Regions from separate parts of the Homo sapiens genome. Here region 2 is linked to region 1. A link is a loop called in an ENCODE intact Hi-C map of the cell type or tissue named here. Cell type or tissue: mammary epithelial cell. All regions are shown on one strand. Links, peaks and the distances in the headings refer to the core of each region. The heading gives the core; the rest is flanking DNA.

Region 1 (12,209 bases), core at 2,560-10,559:
ATGTAGAAAACTTGAGGCTTTCAGAAAATTTCTTGCATAAGAAATGAAGTAAGAAAAGTGAAAATGGGTGGGGTGCTATGGCTCACACCTGTAATCCTAGCACTTTGGGAGGCCTAGGTGGGAGGATCGCTTGAGGTCAGGAGTTTGGGACCAGTCTGGCCAACATGGTAAAACCCCATCTCTACTAAAAATACAAAAATTAGGCCAGGTGCAGTGGCTCCTGCCTATACTCCCAGCTCCTCAGGTGGCTGAAGCACAAGAATCTCTTGAACCCGGGAGGCGGAGGTTGCAGTGAGCTGAGATCGTGCCACTGCACTCCAGCCTGGGCGACAGAGCAAGACGTGTCTCCAAAAACAAAAACAAAAAAAAAAAAAAGTGAAAATCAGGAAGCACTTGAGAGAAGCTAGCCAGTTGCAGACTGACGGGATGAGCTAGCAGGTGTGGTATGCTCTCCCCCAGGTAACTCCCTGGGCTTCTTGGATACTTGTTATACTCAACCTTAGCACAATGACTCAAATTCCTATTACAGTTCCATTAGGTTAGTAAGAGCCTCATTTGAATCTTACACCTCTAGGACTGAGTGGCCATCAGTCTCTCACCAACTAGTATGAATTCATTCCAATGCCCATTCACCTCCTGACTTTTCATGGAGATCGAGAAGACTGAGGAGCTGGGCATGGTGGTGTGCACCTGTGGTCCTGGCTACCTGGGAGGCTGAATGGGGAGGATCACTTGAGCCCAGGAGTTCAAGTCCAGCATGGGCAACATAGCAAGATCCTGTCTCACTTTTTTTTTTTTTTTTTAAGTACTGGGGGAATGGGAGGCGTGGCTGGGAAAGAAAAGAGGCATTGTCACTGTGGGGGAATGGGAGGCGTGGCTGGGAAAGAAAAGAGGCATTGTCACTGTAGGGAAAAGATCATGGCTGAGTAGAATCCCACGGGAAGTGTGGGAGATCTCTGGGGGCAGGATGAGGGCACTGGGGGCAGCCAGAGGAGGCCTGGGGGCATGGGAGCAGGTGCACAAAGGGATGTGCAGCCCTTTTTGCCTACACTCAAGAAAAAGGAAAAAAAAACTCTTCCTTCTCCCCATCCAGGTTATTAGTCCTAGGCTCCAGAAGTATTATGGTGATTATCCTTAGGTTAATTTTGGAGACAGGCTATAGAGTTAAAGAGAATGAGGAAGATATAGAATCCAGCCACCTGCTATTGAAACATCTGTAGGCATTTTTTATTGCCTAGGCTAGAAGATAACTGGGAACAGACTCAAGCAGCAAAAAAGAATCTGGTCCAGAAGTGAGGCCGTGGGCAAACTAGATACTGTACAGCATAAATCTAGGGGTGAGAGGTGGGGTGCCCCTGTTTGGGATACACGCCTGGGGTCCCCAGTAACATCGGGACTGTAAGGGTGGCTCAACCTTTCAGTGGCATGAAGAAACCCCCTGCAGTGTCCACAGCTCCGCATCTTACAGCCCCGCCCAATTTGGTCATAGGCAACCTCAGGAGACAGAGACGCTCACCCCAAATTTCCTGGGGCAGTATAGTTTCCACAGTGGGTGAGGGTGTTTTATTCCAGAGAAATAATTCTAGTACTATAGAATTAAGTATAGAGATGATGAAGTAAATTGGACCCATCATCCTAATATTTTTGTGTGGTGTTGGGGAATTATGTTTGAATATGTGGCAACGTACTTGAAATATCTAAGAGAATTTGGCATAATTAGAGAATGCAAATTGAACTTGTGATTCCAGTATAGAATGCAGACAGATGCTCTTCACCTTAAAATGGGGCTATGTCCTAATAAATCCGTAAGTTGAACATATCTTAAGTCCAAAGTGCATTTAGTACTCCAATAAACCCAAGTCAAAAGTTTAAGTCATCCATCATGAAGTCCAGATACTCCTCAATTTAAATAGGGTTATGTTTTGATAAAAATCGTCAAACCATCATTAGTTGGGAGTTGTTTATAGTTGAATATTTGGTTTATCATCATCATCATTATTAGTATTATTGAGACAGGATCTCACTGTCGCTCAGGCTGCAGTGCAGTGGTGCAGTCTCAGCTCACTGCAGCCTCAACCTCCTGGCTCAAATAGTCCTTCCACCTCAGCCTTCCAAGTAGCTAAGACTTACAGGCTCATACCACCATATCCAGCTAATTTTTTCTATTTTTTTTTGTAAAGATGGGGTCTTACTGTGTTGCCCAGGCTGGTCTCAAACTCCTGGGCTCAAATGATCCTCCTGCCTTGGCCTCCCAAAGATAGTATTTGATTTTAGACTTGTGATTTTAAGTCAGAAGGTAGGAGAATTTGGTTGAATATGAAAATATTGAGATGATTAAGATAATTTCTCATCCATTATATACATTTTTTAAATTTACAAGTTATATAAGCACATAGGTAGGTTTCATCAAATGACAAAAAAATGCATAAATGAAATTTAAATATATTGTTTTTAATGTTACAAATTAGCATAGTATGTCATAAATTAATATATTACATTTATAAATGGGATTTAGAGTGTTTAAGGAAATTTAATTAAGTTTGCAAATGGGACTAAACATTAATCAAAAGCCTAAAAGTGATTATATATTTTGCTATAGAGTAATAAGTAGATTTGCATATTTATAGAATATAGTAAAGTAATACGATTTTTAAGTTGAATTTTTTAACTTAAGGTTTTGTAATTTGTAACTTTAATCAGATACTAATTTTAAAACCAAAGTCACCATAAATTGTGTTTTCTGTAAAAGACAACCTTTCCTTCAGGAATAAGGAATGCCTCCTACAAGCTCCACATTTTACCACCTCGCCCAAATCGTTGGTTAATAACCTCAGACAATTGACATGCACCCCAAATTTCCTGAGGCAGTAGAGTTTCCTTAGTGGAGAAGGGTCTTTTATTCCTGAGAAATAATTCTACAATTGTAGAACTAAGTACAGATATGCTGAAGTCAATTGGACCCATCATCCTAATATTTTTGTGTGGTGCTTGGGAATTATGTTTGTATATGTGCCAAAGTACTTGAAATATCTAAGAGAATTTGGCATACAGAATGCAATAAATTCAATGTGGGATTCTAGTTTAAAATGCATACAGATGCTCCCTTACTTACCATGTAGTTACATCCTGGGATAAACCCACGGCAAGTCAGAAATATCATAAGTGAAAATGCATTTTATATATATATATATATATATATATATATTTTTTTTTTTTTTTTTTTTTTTAGATGGAGTCTTGCTCTCTCGCCCAGGCTGGAGTGCAGTGGTGCGATCTCGGCTCACTGCAAGCTCCGCCTCCTGGCTTCACGCCATTCTTCTGCCTCAGCCTCCCGAGTAGCTGGGACCACAGACACCCACCACCACACCCAGCTAATTTTTTGTATTTTTTTAGTAAAGATGGGGTTTCACCGTGTTAGCCAGCATGGCATTTAATATCTTGATAAGCCCATCATAAAGTCAAAAAAATCTTAAGTCAAACCATTATAAGTTGGGGATTGTCTGTAGTTGAGTATTTGATTTCAGACTTCTGATTTTAAATCAGAAGGTAGGGAGAATTTGGTTGAATATGTAAATGATACTGAGGTGGTTCAGATAATTTATAATCCACTGTATAAATTTTTTTAATTTACAAGGGTTATTTAAGTGCGTAGGCAGGTTTTGTCAGACAAGTGACATAAAAATAAAACATTATAAATGCAATTTAAATTTAGTTTATAATGTATTACAAATTAGCATAGTATATTGTTATAAATATATTAAATTTATAAATGGAATTTAGAGCATTTAAAGAAATTTAATTAAGTTTACAAATGGCACTAGACAATCAAAAGCTTACAAGTGATTATAAATTTTGCTATAAAGTAATAAGTAGATTTGTATATTTATAGATGTAGTAGAGTCGTAAGATTTTTAAGTTGAACTTCTATACTTAAGGTTTTGTAATTTGTAACTTTAATCAAACATTAATTTTAAAAACCAGTCACCATAAATTGTGTTTTCTGTGTATGAAAGCTACCCTTATAAGCAAATAACAAAATCAATAAAAAACAGCACAGTGACAGTCAGCACTGATTTTTTTTTTATTGAGGGGTGGAGATCTGGAGAACTGCATCCTCAATTCCAAATAAGGGGCTAACAATCATCCCAGAACACTGCCCTTTTCTACATTGGGGACTGTCACCGCACAGAGGGATTAAGGACCTTGATTCAGCTCTCCCTGACTCCAGGGCATCACCAAGCAGCTGGCTGCAGCAACGCTGGGGGCCTGAGCTATCCTGCTGTCAGCTCTCAAACCCCTCATTTTCCAGGACACATGGCCTGAAGAATGCACTAGCCCCAACTTGGGGCCCTGGTGTGGCGATGTGGCAAGGAGCACCTCTCTCTTCTCCCTACTACATCAAAAATTTTAAGGATGCCTAAACATGTCTGCTTATCTGGAGGGCTGGGGTGAATGAGACGTCCAGAATGAAAGCTCTCCTATTCTGACTGCGCCACCTGACTGAGAAGTAACTTTAGCTTATTTCCTTGGCTCATCATAAAAGAACGAAAAGTATTTTCCTCACATTGTCTACCTCCTCAACTATGGAGTGGACATGCATCCACGCCTTCAACTCAGGTCTTTGAGAAAAACAACTTTATTTCCCAAATTTCACCTTGTTTTTCTTCTGAGAACTTATTGTGCCAAACTCAAGAGAAACATAACCTCAGTCTTTCTTGGGGTTCCCATTCTTCTTCCAGAATCAAGACTCTAGGATGTCTTCTCAGAACCAAGGTGTTTGGGGAGGGGGACATCTATCCACACAGATTCCTTCTAACGTGACCATAGTCAGCACCCACCCCCCATACTCTAACAGACCACACTGGGGACCTCAAATCTGTGTGAACCTTTGCAGCCATTCCTTTACTGGCCCCTTACCTATGGACTGCAGAAAGCTCCCACAGGCCTCCCTTCCTTCTCTCTCAGCATGGGAGAATCCTTCTCAAGTATGAGGAGGGAAGCCTTATTCTCCCTTTTGCTTTTGGCCAAGAAATCTTATCCATTCCCGGTGTTCCTTCACTTACGCCCTGCTATGACTTGAATGTGCCCCCTGAAGTTCATGTGTTGGAAACTTAATCCCTAATACAACACTTTTGAAAATTAAGGCCTAGTGGGAGGTGTTTAATTCATGAGGGCAGAGCCCTTGTGAATGGATTAATGTCAGTTATAAAAGACCTTGAGGCTGTGAGTTCCATTTCTTGCTCTCTTATACTCTCTGCCCCTCCATCTTCCACCAGGGGATGACACAGCACAAAGGTCTTTACCAGATACCAGCACTTGATCTATCTTGGACTTCCCAACCTCCCATGTAAAATAAATTTCCTTTCTTTGTAAGTCACCCCATCTATGGTATTCTGTTATAGCAATACAAAATGGACTAAGACACTCCCACAAACCCCAGACTTCGACTATGGGCTTAGCTCTGGGTACACAAAAACTAGAACAGTTTGCAAGCTGGCTCTGACTCACACCACCACAGCCTCACTGAAATAGTGGGCCCAGAGTCCACTCTGCCAGAATGGGAGGACTGGGGCAAAGGGAAATATGAAAAGGAAATGGGTCAATATCTCAAAGTGCTACCACAACATATTGTGAACAACTTCAATAGCTAATTTTAAAAAATTCTTTTTTAGAAATGAGGTCTCACTATGTTACCCAGGCTGGTCTCACACTCCTGGGCTCAAGCAATCCTCCCACCTCAGCCTCCCAAAGTGCTGGGATTACAGGCATGAGCCACCACACGTGGCCTCCTACTGTTTAGATTTGTTCCTAAAAGATGCCTATGTTTAAACCAGGCCAGATCACTCACCCTAGAAATTCCACAAATAACCAATGAGCTGATGGCTCCAGGCAGACGGGTGGCTGAGCCCAGTTCCCATCCTGGCCTGGAGGAGGAGACCTAGGAAGTCACAGCTTAGGATACACTGGGGCGGGCGGGAAGGTTTGCTTTTATCCATCATCCAAGCTGTGATTCAGCGCATAAGTCTCCCTTTCATTAAGTTTAACTTGTTGAGTAACATTAAATTTATATACTGCAAAGCACAATAGAATTTCACTGCTGTGAACATACGCGTTCACAAGCATCATCCAACTAAGTGTGAGCATCTGCTGCCTCATTGGGGGTATTTACTAGTCATTCATTATTTATTTATTTATTTATTTTTGAGACGGAACCTTGCTCTGTCGCCCAGGCTGGAGTGCAGTGGTGTGATCTCGGCTCACTGCAAGCTCCGCCCCCCGGGTTCACACCATTCTCCTGTCTCAGCCTCCCGAGTAGCTGGGACGACGGGCACTCGCCACCACTCCCGGCTATTTTTTTTTGTATTTTTAGTAGAGACGAGGTTTCACCGTGTTAGCCAGGATGGTCTCGATCTCCTGACCTTGTGATCCGCCCATCTCGGCCTCCCAAAGTGCTGGGATTACAGGCGTGAGCCACCGCGCCCGGCCTAGTTATTTATTTTGCAGCACCTATTAGAGTAAACAGTAGCAGATATCTAATGTCTAAGAAAAATTTATGGAAGGAAGATTTGAACGAAAAATTTTCTCCATTAGCATATTTTTAAGGAGTTTTCCTCACAACAATTCCATCCCACTCCTACCCCTCCTACCAGAATTCTGAGGATCAGGGCTTGAGAACTAACATCTCCAAAGTCCCAGTAGCTCTGTGGTTTTCTACAGGCTCCTGGAGGATAAGGACCGTGCCATGTTTATCTCACCCTCCACCTCTCAATAAAGTACAAATTTGTGGAATTGGCGAGGCCAAGAGGCCTCAAATTCTTGTATCTTTCATATCATCCACTAGGGGGCAGCAATCCTCTAAAAATAGCCCCTAAACCAGCCACTTTTTTAGCTAAAAGATGACTAAATTTCATTAAAAGTAGAATAACAAACGCCTGTAATCCCAGCACTTTGGCAGGCCGAGGCGGGCGGATCACGAGGTCCGGAGACCGAGACCATCCTGGCCAACACGGTGAAACCCCATCCCTACTAAAAATACAAAAATTAGCTGGGTGCGGTGGCTTGCGCCTGTAGTCCCAGCTACTCTGGAGGCTGAGGCAGGAGAATCGCTTGAACCCGGGGAGCGGAGGTTGCAGTGAGCTGAGACCGCGCCACTGCACTCCAGCCTGGGCAACAGAGCAAGTATGTGTCTCAGGAAAAAAAAAAAAAAAAAAAAGAATAACAACAACTACAATTTATTAAACACTTACTCTGCTCCTAGCACTATGTTATATGCTAATAGTTCAGGGCTTAAGAACAATTTTATTGGCCAGGAGTGGTGTCTCATGCCTGAAATCTTACCACTTTGGGAAGGTGAGGCAGGAGGATCGCCTCAGCTCAGGAATTTGAGACCAGCCTGGGCAACATAGTGAGACCTATCTCTACTGAGAATGTTTTAATAATTCGTCAGGCATGGTGGTGTGCACTGTAGTCCCAGCTACTTGGGAGGCTGAGATGGGAGGATTACTTGAGCCTGAGTGGACAGGCTGCAGTGAGCTATGATTGCACCCCTGCCCTTCAGCCTGGGTGACAGAGCAAGACCCTGTCTAAAAAAAAAGAACTCTTATTTATCAAAACGAACATCTCAACAAAAAGCAACAACCACCACATAGGAAGGAAACCACCACCTAAACGTGAATTATTGCAACTTAGTCTCTGAACGAACACTGAAGCCTCGCTTTCTTTTAGGTATTGCTTCGCAAAGACTTCTGCCTTGTCCCTCAGCCTAAATTCACAGGATAGAGTCTTCTCCATGAGCAAAGCAAAGAGCCATTCATCTATCCACTCATCATTCACTCATTCTTCAGACACACACTGAGCAATTACTACATACCAGGCACTGTGCTAGATACTGGGAGGGATTTTAAAAGTACACAAAGCCAGTCCATTTTAGTCCAGGCCTCTGTATGACTGAAAGCCTTTGTCTTACTATTAATAATACTGATCATAACTGCAAAATTATAGTGTAGTTTAGAATTAAATGAACCTGGCCGGGCGCAGTGGCTCAAGCCTGTGATCCCAGCACTTTAGGAGGTGGAGGCGGGCAGATCACTTGAGGTTAGGAGTTTGAGACCAGCCTGGGCAACATGGCAAAACCCATCTCTACTAAAAATACAAAAATTAGCCACGTGTGGTGGCATGCACCTGTAGTCCCAGCTACTTGGGAAGCTGAGACAGGAGAATCACTTGAACCTTGGATGCAGAGGTTGCAGTAAGATTGTGCCACTGCACTCCAGCCTGGGCAGCAGAGGGGGATTCCATCTCAAAAAAAAAAGAATTAAATGCACCTCAAAGCCAACCACTAGATTCTCTCGCTCTGTTTAGAAGACATTTGTTTGTTGTAAGAACCCAGACTTAATCCTGAGAGGTTTTAGCGGGGTCTAAAGAGAGCCTCGTCCTAAACATCCCTGCCAGGAAGAACACTTCCAGGGAGCAGGGGGCAGGCAGCTTCCTGGCCCAGGACAGTCTGCATGACCTAAATTACTTGAGTCAAAAATTCTTTGGGCCATATAGTGTTTTGGTGGTTGCTGTTGGGTTTTCTATTTGCTAACTTGAGCAAACATTTAAAATTTGAGTGTTTTTAGACAAAAACCTGGATTTCCAACTTCTCTTTAAAAAGTCAAAAGCTCCAGCCTCCATCTGCATTCACGCACAGGAACCTTGAAAAGGGCCTGTGTTGTCCATGCACCGCAGTGTCCACACATGTAAGTTTCTACCTGACTCTGTAAGTGATCGAGTATGAGAGTCCGTACTTGGGATTTCCCAGGTACCCTGTGCGGCCTGCAGGGGATATGGAGAAGGTTGGGACTCAACCCCTCTTGTGGCAGGCCAGGTCTCACGAATAGCTAAACAGGCAGGCCTCCATGACAACTGTTTCAGCACTGACTGAGTGCTTAGGTTAAACATTAAAGGCTGCAAGAGCCAGTGTCCTTACACAAAGGCTGGAATGTGACAAAAGCCACCAAGAGTCTTGCCTAGGCCTTTCCTGGGCCTTGAAGCATGACAAGATAACAAAGAAATTCTTACATTCCTCGTACCCACGTTTAGGATTAAACACGTTTTATTAGGGGTCAGCAAAGAACTCCCCAGACCGCCATAACTCAGCGGGAGGCAAGATAAGGGTAATCACCCCCAGCACCTGGACCCATCTAGATTAAATAAACTTACTGAGGCTCCGGAGGAAGGTCTCCAGGACTCAGATCTTAGTTATGGATTACAGGGAATCAGTCACTTGTGTCTTTTGATGAATCCACACTTACATGTAGACATATAGCTTCATATAAGCACTGGAAAACTTTGTAAATATGAGTCGGTCTGGTGATATTTTCCTGGCCTTCTGCCTGTACCGGGTTACAGAAATAAACTCTCTTCTTTCCCAGTTTATCTGCATCTCATTACTGGGCCATGAGAACAAGCAGCCCAACCCTCAGTTCAGTCTGGGAACACTCTGGCTAACAACCTGTTAGGGGTTGTCACCACTGCCTGGAGAGGATAGGGGTACACTGGGGGCCAGCCGACAGGAGCTGAGGTCTCAGGTAGAAGATTCCTACCTTATCAATAGATGGAAAGAGATTCAAACCCAGCATCACTGACTCTGGTTCCAAAATCTGAAATTCTTTTATAGCGACAGCACACATTCACCAGGTATGCAGAGAAGAGTTAACAGCAGGTCCGAGATGGCTGCTGATCTTTAGTTAGAAAGGCCTAATTGCAAAGTTGGCCCTTGGCTGGTATCTGAGCACTTGGCTTTCCAGAGTGTTCCCACCATTTCTGAAACTGATAAGAGTGGTTCACCATGTCTTGACTGTACAGTGTGGTTTATGCTGAGCATCTGCTTTCTTTCTGGGAGTTGGAATTTTGGTACATGGTAGGGAGAAGGTGCCTACAAGACGAGACCCTAATAAAAACCCTGGGTGTTGAGTCTCTAATGAGCTTCCCTTGTGGCCAACATTTCATATCCCTTGTCACAACTCATTGCTGGGGAAATTAAGCACATATTATGTGACTTCCACCTGGAGAAGACTCTTGGTAGCTTGCCCCCCTGGTTTTCTCTGGACTTGGCCCCATACACTTTTCTTTCTTTTTTTTTTTTGGTGCTGATTTTGCCCTGTATCCTTTCACTGTAATAAATTATAACTGTAAGAATAACTAGATGCTGAGTTATGCTTCAGCCAATCACTAGATTCTATTTAGAGGGCATTTGTTTATTTGAAGAACTCAGACTTACTTAATCCTGAGAGTTTTTACCTGGGTCCAAAGAGAGCCTTGTTCTAAACATCCCTGTCTAGAAAGCCTCCGATGAGACTTTCTAGCAAACCACTTAAATGTAGTGGTCTTGGAGACCCCGAAACATCAGTCAACTATCTCCAACAACTGAAAGAGGCTTTGGGCTTACAAAGTGCAAAGAATAATTGAGGTGCTAGGTCATCACAGGCATCACTAATGAGAAAATAATGGAAAACAGGGGCCTAAAAGTTGAGGCCAATCACCACAAAACACCTGCAGAGCTGGAGAAGCAAAACTCAAAGTGGAGACCCCTGAGATTGGACACATGACAAGGGACAGAGTCTAACTGAAGTGGTTTATTTGGTTAGTCTCATACCTAGAGAAATTTAAGGTGAGGCAGTCACCCCCAATACCAGCTCTACCCTTCTTTCATAGTCATAGTGTCCCAAATTTTTGCAGGAACCCAGATGCCCAGAATAAAAGATTATACTTCCCAGGTGAGTTGTGGCCATCTAAGTTCTGATCAGTGGCATATAAGCAAAAAAGTTCATGGTAGCTTCTGGGAATCTTCTTCTAAAGAGGGTTAATTTTTTTTTTTTTTTTTAAATGGAGTCTCACTCTGTTGCCAGGCTGGGGTGCAGTGGTGCAATCTTAGCTCACTGCAACCTCCGCCTCCCGGGTTCAAGTGATTCTCCTGCCTCAGCCTCCCAAGTAGCTGGGATTACAGGCATGCACCACCACACCCGGCTAGGTTTCACCATGTTGGCCAGGATGGTCTCGGTCTCTTGACCTCATGATCTACCTGCCTCGGCCTCCGAAAGTGCTGGGATTACAAGCGTGAGTCACCACGCCCAGCCAGATCATTAATATTTCTTATTCGTCCTCTTATCCCTCCTCCTAGGCTGGAATATGGATATAATAGCTGGAGTTCCAGAGGCTGTCTTGAGTTGATGAGAAAGCCTTGGGAATAGAAGCGTCATCACAGAGAACAAGATAGAACTGACACCGTGGAGTAACATACCAGTAACAGACCATAAGATTTCTATCACTGGACTTTGTGGACATGAAAAATCTCCATCTGTTCTTGGGGCTTTACTGTTACTTCCAGCTAAATTTAATCCTCCTTAATGCAAAAGAAATTCCGGATGGGGAAGTGTTTATAAAGTCATGTATCCAGAACCATAGACTCACCAAATCTTAGATCTGAAGAGTCATCAGGAAGCTTTTTGTTTCAGCCTTTTCATTTTACAGTTGGAAAAACTGAGGCCTAGTCACCTCTGTGGTTTGTCAGGGTTACATGGCTAGTTAGGAGCAAAACTGAGGCCAGATCCCAGGTTTTGGGGCTACAGGCTCATGGTTCTCATTTTCCTGCTATGAGAACTGCCTCAGGTAGGCCAGGGCAGGGGTAAAGTCCAAAAGGGGGTTTCTGTCTAGAGGACTCAAAGAAAAAGCAGTGTCGGATTGCCGTAGCTCACGCCTGTAACCCCAGCACTTTGGGAGGTCGAGGCAGGTGGATCGCTTGAGCCCAGGAGTTTGAGACCAGCCTGGGCAACATGGTAAAACTCCATTTCTTCAAAAAATACAAAAATTAGCTGGATGTGATGGTATGTGCCTGTCGTCCAAGCTACTTGGGAGCCTGAGGTGGGAGGATAGCTTAAGCCCTGGAGGTTGAGGCTGCAGTGAGCTACGATGGTACCACTGCACTCTAGCCTGGGTGACAGAGTGAGACTCTATCTCAAAAAAAAAAAAAAGAAAAGAAAAGAAAAGAAAAAAAAGAAAACATGCTGATAGACTGTACGTGATGAAATTTCAGAGATCTCCTGGGAGGCCATCCCGCTTCCAGTTTCGATGGGCAGAGACTCAACAGTGGAAGGCAGGTATGACCTGGGACTTCTCAGGCCCCAGCTTCCCTCCTCTTCACCTTCCTCTCACCCATCAGACTTCAC
Region 2 (12,893 bases), core at 2,282-10,281, 1.1 Mb after region 1:
CCACCTGCCTGCAGGAAGTACAGTCAGAGCTGCCCGCGGTGAAGGGCCAGGAAACCCCCGCTGTTCTTGAAGCCTCAAGACCCCAGATATCCCACCTTGACAAGTGGGTGAGATGCTGCCCACTGCTCAGGCACCACAGAGTGCCACGAGGCTCCTGGGCATGTCCCCAGCTGGTAGGACTGATGGGGATACCAGGAATAAGAAGATAAAATTTGGTCTCAATGTGAAATGCTAGCAGCTATGAGATGTTTTTAAATGACTAATGAGTTGTCTGCTGCTTCAGCCTTGCAAATGGTGTTTTATGTTTTTTTTGTTGTTTCTGTGTGTGTTTCTTTTTTTTTTTTTTAAGAGATGGGGTCTTGTTCTGTCACCCAGGCTGGGGGGCAGTGGTGCGATCGTAGCTCACTATAGCCTTGACCTACCCCTTGCCTCAAGTGATCCTTCCACCTCCGCCTCCCAAAGTGCTGGGATTACGGGCATGAGCCACTGTGCCTAGCCACAGATAATTTTATACAATCACCATGTCAGAGGATAATCGATGGCCTATATACTTTTTTTTTTTTTTTTTCAGAGACAGAGTCTCGCTCTGTCTCCATGCTGGAGTTCAGTGGTGCAATCTTGGCTCACTGCAACCTACACCTCCCAGGTTCAAGCAATTCTCCTGCCTCAGCCTCCCAAGTAGCTGGGATTACAGGCATGCGCCACCACACCAAGCTAATTTTTTTGTATTTTTAGTGGAAACGGGGTTTCACCATATTGACGAGGCTGGTCTCGAACTCCTGACCTTGTGATCCACCCGCCTCAACTTTCCAAAGTGCTGGGATTACAGGCGTGAGCCACTACGCCCGACACACTTTTATGTCAGTCTCACCCTTTTATTATTTATCAGCACCCATTCACTTCTAGCTGTCGACACTGTCAGCCTCTGCGTATCTCAGCTAAGAGATCCCAAACATCCACCAGGCACACACCAGTGTTTGTTCACAAACAGATTCCCCATGACAGCCGCCCAAATGAAATAGAGAATGCTCCGTTTAATTTAAATAGGCCAGCAACTTCAGTTCCTTTTGGCCCCTTCTGATTTCCTGGACACATAGGCTGACCCTTATCTTTACGGCAGTGCTGGGTCCTGCTGTAATCTTTTACTGACCGCTGCCCTCTCCTTCTCCCCTCAGAACAGATGCCTTAGGCGTCACATTTCACTTCAGTTCTTCAGAGGTTCCTGGGTCAAAAAGGTCTCAGATGAGGAGAGAAACCTGGAAACTTGCACACTAGTTTGGATTCCATTGTTAGCTTGCTAGTTTCCACATTTGTAAAATTGGCAAAATTATCTGTGTGAAGTTATAATGCACAAATGAATTATTTGTCATATCTCTCTGGAAAATATGAAATGTAAGAAACTATTATCTGATAAGTATGGATTTTCTTTTCTTTTTTTTAATTCCAAAGATAGATTTTTATTCTTTTTCTCTGGTCCAGGCAAACAACCAACCAAGTAAGAAAATCCTAGTTCCTTGAACTATTTACCAAAGTTTTTTCTTATTTTTATACATCCCTATTGTTATCCTTTAAACTCTCCTTACAGTGAGACATTTACAGCAGGATTTATTAAGCTAGCATAAGCTAGATTTAAGCTTTTAGGAAGTGTGCCTTCAATGGCACTGATTTTCCGTTTTCATTAGCTGCCGAAACAGAAACATTTTCCCCATTGAACTAGTGGGATTCCTTAACCTTTTGTGGATGGATTTCGTTGATGGAATTTTATGTACTTCGATAGCTTCTTATCTCTGTTGTAAGAGTTTTCTGATGCAAGTGCCATGGAGAGCCCTTATTTTTCCTAATTTGTCTCCCCACTCTTGTAATCACTCTTGGACCTTGGAAGCATTTCTGGAGACTGCGGCATGCAACCCTCAGCATGGGGAACAATGATCCTGACATCACCTGGTCCTTGTTTGATCCGACCAGGCCTGGACCAGTGCTCTCCATCACTTCAGAGCTGCCTCAGAATGCCAAGAGCTGACTTAACATTTGTGTTATCAACTGGTTCTCAAGGCCCCACGGCTCTGCCTTGCTTGTTGCCTTTCTCTTTGTGTTCCTCTCCTCTCCACTCTGCTCTCAGATGTCATTAACTTATAGCTCCCAATCTCTTTGCATAAAGTCTCTCCTTGGGTGAATGTCAAAGATGCTACTTCCTGTAACTCTAAGTGCATCTTCTCCTTGGGGAAGGAAGGATGCACCCACCAGCTTTCTTTGTCAGTCTTTTTCCCTCCTATGGATCAGGGTAAAAAGAAAAGTATAACTAATGACTACTTTCTAGTTATATTAGAGTTAAACTCAAAGATAATTTTGTTGGCAGGGGGCATTACTTAAGAAAGTTAAATACAGTTTTAAATATTGGCAATAAAAGGATGCCCTTCCAGACTTTTCATTTTCCCTCTGGTCTTTGTCATTTTCTTGAAAATGACAATCCATATAAATTTACCACCTACCTAATGGAAAACACAGCATCTGAAAAAAAAATTCTCTTTTTTTCTGGTAAATGCTTTTTAAACTGACTGATTCCCTTTTGGGGCGTAAAGATGTAAGCTTGGAAGCGATCTGATTCCGGGGTTGTGGGGCAGTATTTAAAGATTCCTGTATGCACAGCTGTTCAGAACTAGGGGCTGAATTTTAGCAGTCATTCAAATGCAGAGTCATTTGTCAGCAAATGATCAAATAAATAGTTTTCTGGATGGGTTTTTTCCTTCTCACTGAATTAGTGTCATTCATTGCCATTTGCCGCTTCCCAGTTATTTTTGTTCTAACATATCTTCCACATTTTCGCTGTGCCTTCTCCCCGTAGCCTCCCACTTCACATCTGCTAAACTAATTTCCCAAACCACCAGTTTAAAACTTAGGTAGCTTATTACCACTTGTCTCAAAGTCAAGTATTCTCCCCCATGGACTTTTATGCATTCATTCTACAAACGTTTGAGGGCTGACCAGGAGCAAGGCACAGAGCTTACCAGATTTGGGGTTTAATTGTCTGTGGGTTTTACTACCTGAAACATAAGTCCCCAGATGATTGTCAGGCATATATTTTCTCTACATTCTGTTCCTCTTTGAAGATTCAAGAACCTACTGAGTAGTTAATGACTAGTAAGTATTGAACGTGTATTGGAAAGTTTAGAAGTACTGTCGTATTGCTATGTAGGGTTTAATTCCAAACTTATTGCCCTTCCTTATGTTTTTCTATTAGAATGTTCTTTTTCATCGTGTGAACAATGAGGCTTTTAAAATATTTTTGTAGTTAGGCAATGGAAAATGCCAGAAAACCCTACCCTTTCACTTTTCCAGCAAGAAGCCCTGATTCAGAGTCCCTGTTGCCCCAAGGTGGCGCCGACGCAGGCAGGCCAGCGGTGGTGGCCGGTGAGCAAGGCGAGCGGGTCCCCTGCAGAGGCTCTCATCCCAGGTTTTAGCCAGCACAATCTCCCCTGGAAGAGGGTTTCAATGTTAAAGTTTTGAATAAGGTCTCTTCTCCTCAGAAGAGTTGAAAACCACCTTGGTTTAGGAGGTTGTCTCTAGTTCATGAACATGAGGAATGCAAACCTGTGTACCCCAGACCTGTCAAGGCTGATTTGCATATATCATGATCATTCAGTGCCTTTGCCTCAGCTTCCCAGTTTACAAACTGGCCCGAGTCTAAACTAACTCTACACCACAATTTAAATTCTTCATCTTGTGTAGTCAAGACAGAAAACAGTAGTATGTTTTTCATTTTCTTGAAAATCATTAAATTAACCCCCCACCTCTTATTTCTGAGCTCAACACATCCTGAGTCCTTCTTTATAAGCTCTTTGTTCCAGATTTTAAAATTATTTGTGTGATTTTAATCCACTCTGCAGTATTTTCACTTTCCTTTTAAAACCTCTGGCCACTGTTAGGAATATACTGTACTTATTACACTGAGAAAATTACTCTCATAATTCTCTTTAGCCTCAAACTGTGTTTATAGAATCAGATTTTCCCAATGTCCTAGAGTTCCCTTGGCCATGTATAGTAAATTACTAATTACTACCCTGCTCTCCTGAAAGAATGAATATCATTTCTAAAATGCCTAAGCTATCAACAGGGATTCGTTTTAAAGTGCTAGAAAATCTGATTTATTGCTTTGCAGATGATTTTTCTGGTGTATGATCTAGCCTCATTAATGCAAACTAGTTTATTCAGACTGGAAACCACAGTTTCCAGATCCCCGTCTCAAATGGTCATCAGTGAAGGGAGATAGTTCCAGGCTCTGCAACTGTTTGACATTTCAGCCTTCCCTTCCCCAAGCCAGCAGCCACTAAGTCACTGATAGCTGCTTTTTTCTTTTTTTCTTTTTCTTTTTTTTTGAGATGGAGTCTCACTCTGTCACCCAGGCTGGAGTGCAATGGCACGATCTCGGCTCACTGCAACCTCTGCCTCCTGAGTTCAAGTGCTTTTCCTGCCTCAGCCTCCTGCGTAGCTGGGATTACAGGCGCCCACCACCATGCCCAGCTAATTTTCGTATTTTTTAATAGAGATGGGGTTTCACCATGTTGGTCAGGCTGGTCTTGAACTCCTGACCTCAGGTAGATTCACCCGCCTCAGCCTCCCGTAGTGCTGGGATTACTGGCATGAGCTACCGTGCCCAGCTCGATAGTTGCTTTATCTCAAGAGGTTGAGTGGTTAGAAAAGCAGTTTAAAAACTCAGGCTTTAGCCAAGAGTTTAGCCTGGATCTAAGTCATGGGCCTGCCACTTGCTAACTGTCTGACCTTGGATAAGATACCTAGATTTTCTGTACCTGGACTTCCCCATATGCAAAATGGAAATCATGATAGTAAATATGTTGCAGTATTGCTATTGACGATTAAATGAGATAATAAAGTAGCTAAAATGTGGCCAGGTGTGGTGGATCACATCTGTAATCCCAGCATTTCGGGAGGCCAAGGCAGGTGGATTGCTTGAACCCAGGAGTTGGAGACCAGCCTGGGCAGCATAGAGAGAGCCCCATCTCTAAAAAAAAAAAAAAAAAATCTTAAAAATTAGCTGGGCATGGTAGCATGTGCCTGTAGTCCCAGCTACTTGGGAGGCCGAGGTGGCGGGAATCCCTTGAGCCCAGGAGGTCAAGACTGCAGTGAGCCATGATCACACCATTGCACTCCAGCCTGGGTGACAGAGTGAGACTCTGTCTCAAAAAAAAATTACCTAGCATGGGGCAACCTCTCACTGTCTTACTTACAATTACTTTAGGATTTTGTTTGTTTTTTGTTTTTTGTTCTTTTTTTTTTTAACTGATCCAGGTAAAATGCTAATTTTCCTAATTATTTATGAACATGTTGAGTAGAGTCAATACAATTTTGGTAAAATAGACTCATCTCACAATAGCATCTCTCCCTTGGAAGACTCTGGCATCATCGGTGGACAGTGTTTTGCTCCTAAGCGTGTGCTGGGTGCCACACTCCATCCCTTGACAGTTTTTGTCTTGTTCCTGGCCAGAACTACCCGCTTTTTGCAGGTGGTTTCTGGACCTCAGTTTCCAGGCCCAGCCTCTCCTAAGGGTCAGTAGGGCGTCCCCAAGGGGGGCCCCTTGCAGATGGACGCCCTCCTCAAGCCTCTCTTGGTTTCTTTTGTTAATGTTTCTTTCATGTGCAAACCCACCCAGAAGTCTGCTGCTCCGCCTCCACTGCAGAGCGTTGTTTGTTGAGTTACTCAGTAATTCTTTTTGAAGGAACAAGAGCTATGGGCTCCTTTTCAGAGAATGAAATATAAACGTCTTGCATTTTCTGAGTGCGCCACCTTTGAGAGCAGGGCGGTTTCTTCGTTCGAATCCTCTCTCTCCACATCCCTGCTTCAGGAATTGGAAAACAAAAACTAAATTAGACGCTGTTGCTTTGATAACTTCAATAAGTACCTCGGGGTCTCTTGGGTGCCATGGATTCGCTCTCCTGGCGCATGAGGCTTCGTGCGGCTTCGTGTCATAAACATGGGCAGGCGACATCCCTCCTCCAGGCCTGCGGGCTCCACCCAGGGGCCCGCGCCAGAGCCAATGCTGACCCGGGAGCGCCATCTTGTGGGCGCCTCGATTGCTGCCTCCGAGAAGGCGCTCGGGTACGTCTTATTCCACCGTTTCAGGACTTGGGGAAATGTAGCCAATAATTACATGCCGGACAATTACAACATAGCTGTCAGCCAGACATTAGGAATCACTTATCTCTGGATTTAAATAGGGCAAATGTCTTTTTGCTGCTTTAGATTTCTTTCTATTGAGGAGCAGCTACTGTATTTTCAACAGGGACTTTTGAATGACCAATTCTGTATTTTACATGCATTTGTAAAAAATAAAATCATTCTAGGTAGTACATCAGAAGATCTAGATTTCTTTTACTTCTTGAGATTTTTTTTTTGTGACCTTTTTTTTTTTTTTGATAGATAAACAAAGGTAATGTAAGGTCTTGCTACTCAAAAGGTGGACCCCGGGCCAGCAGCATCAGCATCACCCGGGAGCTTGTTGGAAATGCAGAATCCTTATCTCTGTTCCAGATCCCCTGAATCAGAATCTAATTTTAGCCACAACCCCTAGTGAGCCCTGTGCACATGACAGTTTGAGAAGGGCAAGTATAAAGGACTACGAAGGAGTCAGAAGGACTGGTGTTCTTGTCCCAGCCCCTCCATTTCCCCATGCTTCTCATCTCAGCCCATGTGATCACCTCTCTTCAGCCTGTGTGGCCGATATGTGACGGGAGACCATGAGATTATGGTTCCTGACTTGTCTGATGCTGGGTCAGCTAAGGAAGGATTAAAATTTTATACACGGCCGGGCACCGTGGCTCACGCGTGTAACTGCAGCACTTTGGGAGGCCAAGAAGGGCAGATCATTTGAAGTCAGGAGTTCGAGACCAGCCTGGCCAACATGGCGAAACCCCATCTCTACAAAAAATACAAAAATTAGCTGGGCGTGGTGGTGTGCACCTGTAGTCACAGCTGCTCGGGAGGCTGAGGTGTGAGAATCCATTGAACCTGGGAGGCAGAGGCTACAGTGAGCCCAGATTGTGCCACACTCCAGCCTGGGCAATAGAGTGAAACTCTGTCTCAAAAACAAACAAATAACAACAAAAAATTATATACTAAAGGTCACTTTGTACATTGTAAAAACCTGTGCAAATGTAAGTGAAAATTATGGATGGCAAAAATTCTTCCATTTCATACTCCACTATCAGAGATTCTGCTTTGCATTATATCAGAGTCTGATTTATATCATCAGCAGCAAAGCAACTATTCAACTGCGACCATTTGTCATGCTTCAAATAGTGTCTTGGCAGATTTCATTAAGTCCTTCAAAGGTCCCTCTCAGACCAGTCTTCCCAGAGTTCAAAATAATAAAATTACATTATGCTTTTCTTAACAAGACCTTTCCCACATTTGCCATCCTGGGGCCCCAGAAGCGTCCCCCACCCCACTCCCCCCTCCCCCGTTGAGCCCAGTATGGGGCACAGTAGGTACTCACTAATGCCGGTTGATCAAACCACTAATTGACCCTCAGCACGGTCTAAACAGTAACCTGATATCCTTCACACTAATCGTGCATTTATGATAATCAGATTATTTGTATCATTAGAGACCTGACATAGCTACATGAGGACTCAGTTGTCTCACTAATATATGTGAAATATTCATTAAGGAAATAAAGTCCTGATGGCTGAGAATGTAGTGCACAAAGATTGATGAAAGTGAGAGCATTAACCGTTTACAAACATCCCTTTACCTTGAAATGAGGGAGAGAGTGGAACCAAAGGAAAGAACACTGGCAAACTATTACTCTCTTCTCTTTATGTACATTTTAAAAAACTAATAGCAAAAAGGTGTTTGGCAATAAATAGGTGAAATTTTAGGAAAACATCATCTGAAGCCTTAATATTGATGAGATATTGACATCTATGTTGCTCCTGGGCCCCAGTGGCTCTTGTTTCTGAAGAATTGGGACTATGGTCAAACAGTGAAAAGTAAAATATTGGCCGGGCGCGGTGGCTCACGCCTGTAATCCCAGCACTTTGGGAGGCCGAGGCGGGTGGATCATGAGGTCAGGAGATCGAGACCATCCTGGCTAACAAGGTGAAACCCCGTCTCTACTAAAAATACAAAAAATTAGCCGGGCGCGGTGGCGGGCGCCTGTAGTCCCAGCTACTCGGGAGGCTGAGGCAGGAGAATGGCGTGAACCCGGGAAGCGGAGCTTGCAGTGAGCCGAGATTGCGCCACTGCAGTCCGCAATCCGGCCTGGGCGACAGAGCGAGACTCCGTCTCAAAAAAAAAAAAAAAAAAAAAAAAAGTAAAATATTGGGAATAACTTATTACACCATCTGCCACCCAACTGAGGTACAAAAATACTAAATTCAAATTAGATTAGACTTGCATTGTCTACAATTTGTGAAATTATGATCTTGTTAATTGTTTTTACCAAATATAGTAAAATCTTGCTCTTTTCTTTTTACCTGATTCGTTGCAATTAACAATGTTCTCTCCAATCATTTAAAAGGATTCAGAATGTCAGTGCTTCAAAATTACTTTCCTGAAAGTTAAAATGTAATTATAATAAGTAACTTTATATGGGGGAAAATAAACACTCATGTCTGTACATATAAAGATATAGTCTATCAGAGTAAGATCCTCAAAAGCAGGACTTTGCAGTGTTCAGTTCATCTCTGAATACCTAACAATTCCTCTCTGCTGCCTGCACGTGTTTTATAAGGATACATTTAATTAAGTAATGAAAGAGACACAATTCTACCTTTTTGTTCTTTTTTTCCCAACATTTACCTTGAAAATTTTTTGAGAGAAAAATTGCCAGAATAAAAGAAAGTACACTGATACACATCTAGAATCCCTCAGAAATCATTCACATGTTTAACGTGTATTCTCTCTCTCTCTCTCCCCAGACTCCCTCCAAGAACAAAAACCTGTTATTTTTTTTTTAATTGCATTTTTATTTTAGTTCAGGGGATACATGTGCAGGTTTTGTGTGGCGCTGAGATTTGGGCTTTATTGATCTCATCACCCAGATAGTGAATATAGTATACAACAGGAAGTTTTCCAGCCCTTGCCCCCACCTCCCTCCCTCCTTTTGGAGTCCCCAGTGTCCACTGTCGCCATCTTTATGTCCACGTGAACCGAAGATTTAGCTCCCACTTATAAGTGAAAACATGTGATATTTGGTTTTCTGTTTCTGCATTAGTTTGCTTAGGATAATGGCCTGTATCTTCATCCATGTTGCTTTATAGAACATGATTTTTTTTTTTTTTGAGACGGAGTCTCGCTCTGTCACCCAGGCTGGAGTGCAGTGGCGCGATCTTGGCTCACGGCAAGCTCCGCCTGCCGGGTTCACACCATTCTCCTGCCTCAGCCTCCAGAGTAGCTGGGATTACAGGTGACTGCCACCATACCCAGCAAATTTTTTATATTTTTAGTAGAGACGGGGTTTCACCGTGTTAGCCAGGATGGTCTCGATCTCCTGACCTCATGATCCGCCCGCCTCAGCCTCCCAAAATGCTGGGATTACAGGCGTGAGCCACCGCACCTGGCCCATGATTTCGTTTTTTAAGGCTGCATAGTATTCCATGGTGTATGTATACCGCATTTTCTTTATCTAATGCACCGTTGATGGGCACCTAGGTTGATTCTGTGTCTTTGCTATTATGAATAATGCAGCAATGAACATGCAAGTATATGTCTCTTTTTGGTAGAGCAATTTATTTTCCTTTGGGTATATACCCAGGGATTGCTGAGTCAAATGGTAGTTCTATTTTTAGTTCTTTGAGAAATCTCCAAACTGCTTTCCACAGGGACTGAACTAATTTGCATTCCCACCAATAGTGTATAAGTGAAGAACCTGCTCTTAGACAGCCAACAGTAAAATGATCAAATTCAGGAAAATTTCAGATTGGCAGAATGCTCTCTACTAGTGCATAGTCCTGATTCCATTTTTGCCAGTTGTCATAGTAATGCCCTTTTAAAGCATTCGCCTCTTGACTCCAGGTTCACAGGTTGCATTTAGCTGTTATCCCTTTGGTGTCCTTTGAGCTGGAAGAGTTCCTCAGTTTGTCTCTGTTGTTTATGACACTGACATTTCTGAAGAGTACAGGCCAATGCTTCTTCAAAATTAGATCAATTTATGCATTTTAGGCAGAAATACTAAGGATGTATTACATTACAGAGCATTACATTAGTAGACATATGATGTTGGTTTCTTCCATCATGGGGGATGGTAACTTTGATCACTTGGGGTAAGGTGTTATCTGCCAGATTCTCCCTTTGTAATTAATAAGTAATCTCTGAGGTGTACTCTGACACTGTTAATTCTGTTCTCTAATACACTTCATTCAACCATTTTAGCATTCAGTCATGATCCTTGCCTGAATCAGTGATTACTGCTTTGGTTGAAAATGGTGATTTTTTGCCGGGTGCAGTGTCTCATGCCTGTGCGGTGGCTCCCAGCACTTTGGGAGGCCAAGGCAGGCAGGTTACTTGAGGTTAGGAGTTTGAGACCAGCCTGGCCAACATGGTGAAACCCTGTATCTACTAAAAATCCAAAAATTAGCCAGGCGTGGTGGCACACACCTGTAATCCCAGCTGCTCAGGAGGCTGAGACAGGAGAATCACTTGAACCCGGGAAGCGGAGGTTGCAGTGAGCCGAGATCACGTCACTGCACTCCAGCCCGGGTGACAGAGTGAGACTCCATCTCAAAAAAAAAAAAAAAAAGAAAATGGTGATTTTCTAACTCATTTATTTCTTTGCATCTACTATTTGGAATTCTACTATAAAGAATAGCTTTAGGCTGGGTGCAGTGGCTCACGGTCGTAATCCCAGCACTTCGGGAGGCTGAGATGGGAGGGTCACTTGAGCCCAGGAGCTTGAGACCAGCCTGGGCAACATGGCAAGACCCTGTCTCTACAAAAAATTTAAAAATTGGCTGGGCATGGTGGCACACACCTGTAGTCCCAGCTACTTGGGAGGCTGAGGTGGGGGACCCCCTTGAGCCCAGGAATTTGAGGCTGCAGTGAGCTATGATCACACCACTGCACTCCAGCCTGGGTGACAGAGAGAGACCCTGTGATTTAAAAAAAAAAAAAAAAAGAAGAAGAATAGTTTTATTTTCTACCTTTTTAAAATCTGTCTGTCTTTGTGAGCATCAATATCGATAGGGACTTACAGGTTCTTCTTATTAAACTGGTTATTGCTTATTACTCTCATTATTCATTTTGATGCTCATATTGTCCCAACTTTCCCCAGTGGGTGCCTCTTCAATCTCACTTCTATGTTCATTCGATGTGGCCCCATTAGTCTGTGTCATTCTTTAGCTCTTAGCATATCTATATTGATGTAGATATAGATATTGATAGCCTTAGCATATTTTCATTCAAGTTACTGCTTAAATGACAGATTTTATTCTTGCAGCAAATATTCTTTGAGATACTGGTATGTCACAGTTACTGATCTTACTCATGGTCCAGAAAAAAGCCAGGCAATTAAATTGGCCCTTTCAATGGAATACAGGGAGTTGACAGCCGTGAGTTACGTGTGCCGTGGGTGCACAAAGAAAAGCTCCCAATCCCACTGGGTGAATTAAGAAGACTCCAGGGAGAGTGCATATCATCTCCTAGGCCCAAAATATGAATAGAAATACATGTATGGAGGCGGCATAGTGTTCCAGGCTATGAGAAGCACATATCTCTTGAGGAACTGAAGGCATTTGTTAAGTCTAGGACAGTGTGAGTGTGTTGGGGGCGTGGTGTGTGTTGGGGGCGTGGTACGTGTTGCAGGCCACAGGGATGCAAGCAGTGTGAGAGAAGAGGCTGGAGGGGTGGGCCAGGGCCTCGTAAGCTCTGTTAAGGACCCTTCCCAATGGCTGTTCCTAGAGGCAGTTGTTCTCAACACTGACTGCACATTTGCACCCCCTGGGGAGCCCCCAGGGGAGCCTGTCAGAACTACCAATAACAGACCACCATTCCTAACCAATTAAATCGGGACCCTAGGTGTGGCAGGGAACTCTAGGGTCCATACATTTTAATTTCCATACCTAGCTTCTAGAGAATTTATCATGGAGAATGGTGTCATGTGTCATAGAGCTAACCCTTTCAAAGCTAAAATTTAAAAAGATTCATTTTATTTTACAGGATTTCGAACTCAACAATGAACTAAAGATGAATGTCCTAAATTTGCTAGAAGAAGTTTTGCGAGACCCAGACCTTCTTCCCCAAGAAAGGAAAGCCGCCGCGAATATCCTCAGGTGAAGGCAGCTGAAGATGCCGACTGGATGACATTGGTTGATTCCTGCTATGTTCATAGAAAATAAGAGCCAATAAATCTTAGAATCCTGGGGACAGTGGGGACTATGTTCTCAGCAGTAAAGTGTTATGTATTATCTTCTCTTTCCTGGGGGCAATTTGGGGTCTGCTGTCTCAGGAAGACTCGGGACGGGGTGGTATAACTCGTGTGGAGTGCAGTTGCTGTTATTTATGGAGGCAGACAGCGGTTTACTATAGAACCAACAGTTAAAGAAAGGAACCCTTGAGGAGCCTCTCCTGCAAGTCCGGCAGGCATCAAAGAGAGATGATGTTTCCTCCTGTGGGTTGTAATTGTTTATTGTAAGCTCATGTTTGTGAGTGTGGTTGTGTCTGTGGGAGTCTCGTGCACCTAAAATGTGGATGTGACATCACAGAGTAGTTAGGAATTTTCTTTGGCTCATTTCACTGGTCCTCGACCAGCTTTTCTACAGCTTGTCAGTTTAGGATTTCCACATCACGTAGGTGGTATGACTATGGGGGATTGTATAAGGTATGACTCCACACTTCTATGTGATAAAGGCTTCAACTTTGGGTGTACTGCTAGAGATTGTGT

The links. Hi-C counts contacts between places; a loop is a spot of excess contacts. Peaks named below come from ENCODE experiments on the same cell type or tissue, not always from the same donor. Only the 100,000 strongest peaks of a DNase experiment are listed, where the experiment ranks them.
Region 2: it touches region 1 in a loop (7-fold over the local background); 4 of 110 quality-filtered maps call a loop at or near these places.

What each region holds. Positions count from the first base shown.
Region 1 is chr5:80,085,057-80,097,265 of GRCh38, forward strand. No RefSeq gene overlaps it. Among named protein-coding and RNA genes, the nearest start is that of THBS4-AS1, 7.5 kb to the left of the region's middle. RefSeq lists an enhancer at 770-1,064. In mammary epithelial cell, for the core only: a CTCF peak has its summit at 6,840 (motif pointing right); no DNase peak of the experiment used is centred there.
Region 2 is chr5:81,189,161-81,202,053 of GRCh38, forward strand. RASGRF2 (Ras protein specific guanine nucleotide releasing factor 2) reads left to right here. Exons shown (of 27, transcript NM_006909.3): 19 at 12,170-12,282. Among named protein-coding and RNA genes, the nearest start is that of CKMT2, 38 kb to the right of the region's middle. RefSeq lists enhancers at 2,921-3,429, 3,430-3,936. In mammary epithelial cell, for the core only: a CTCF peak has its summit at 6,074 (motif pointing left); a DNase peak (open chromatin) is centred at 6,081.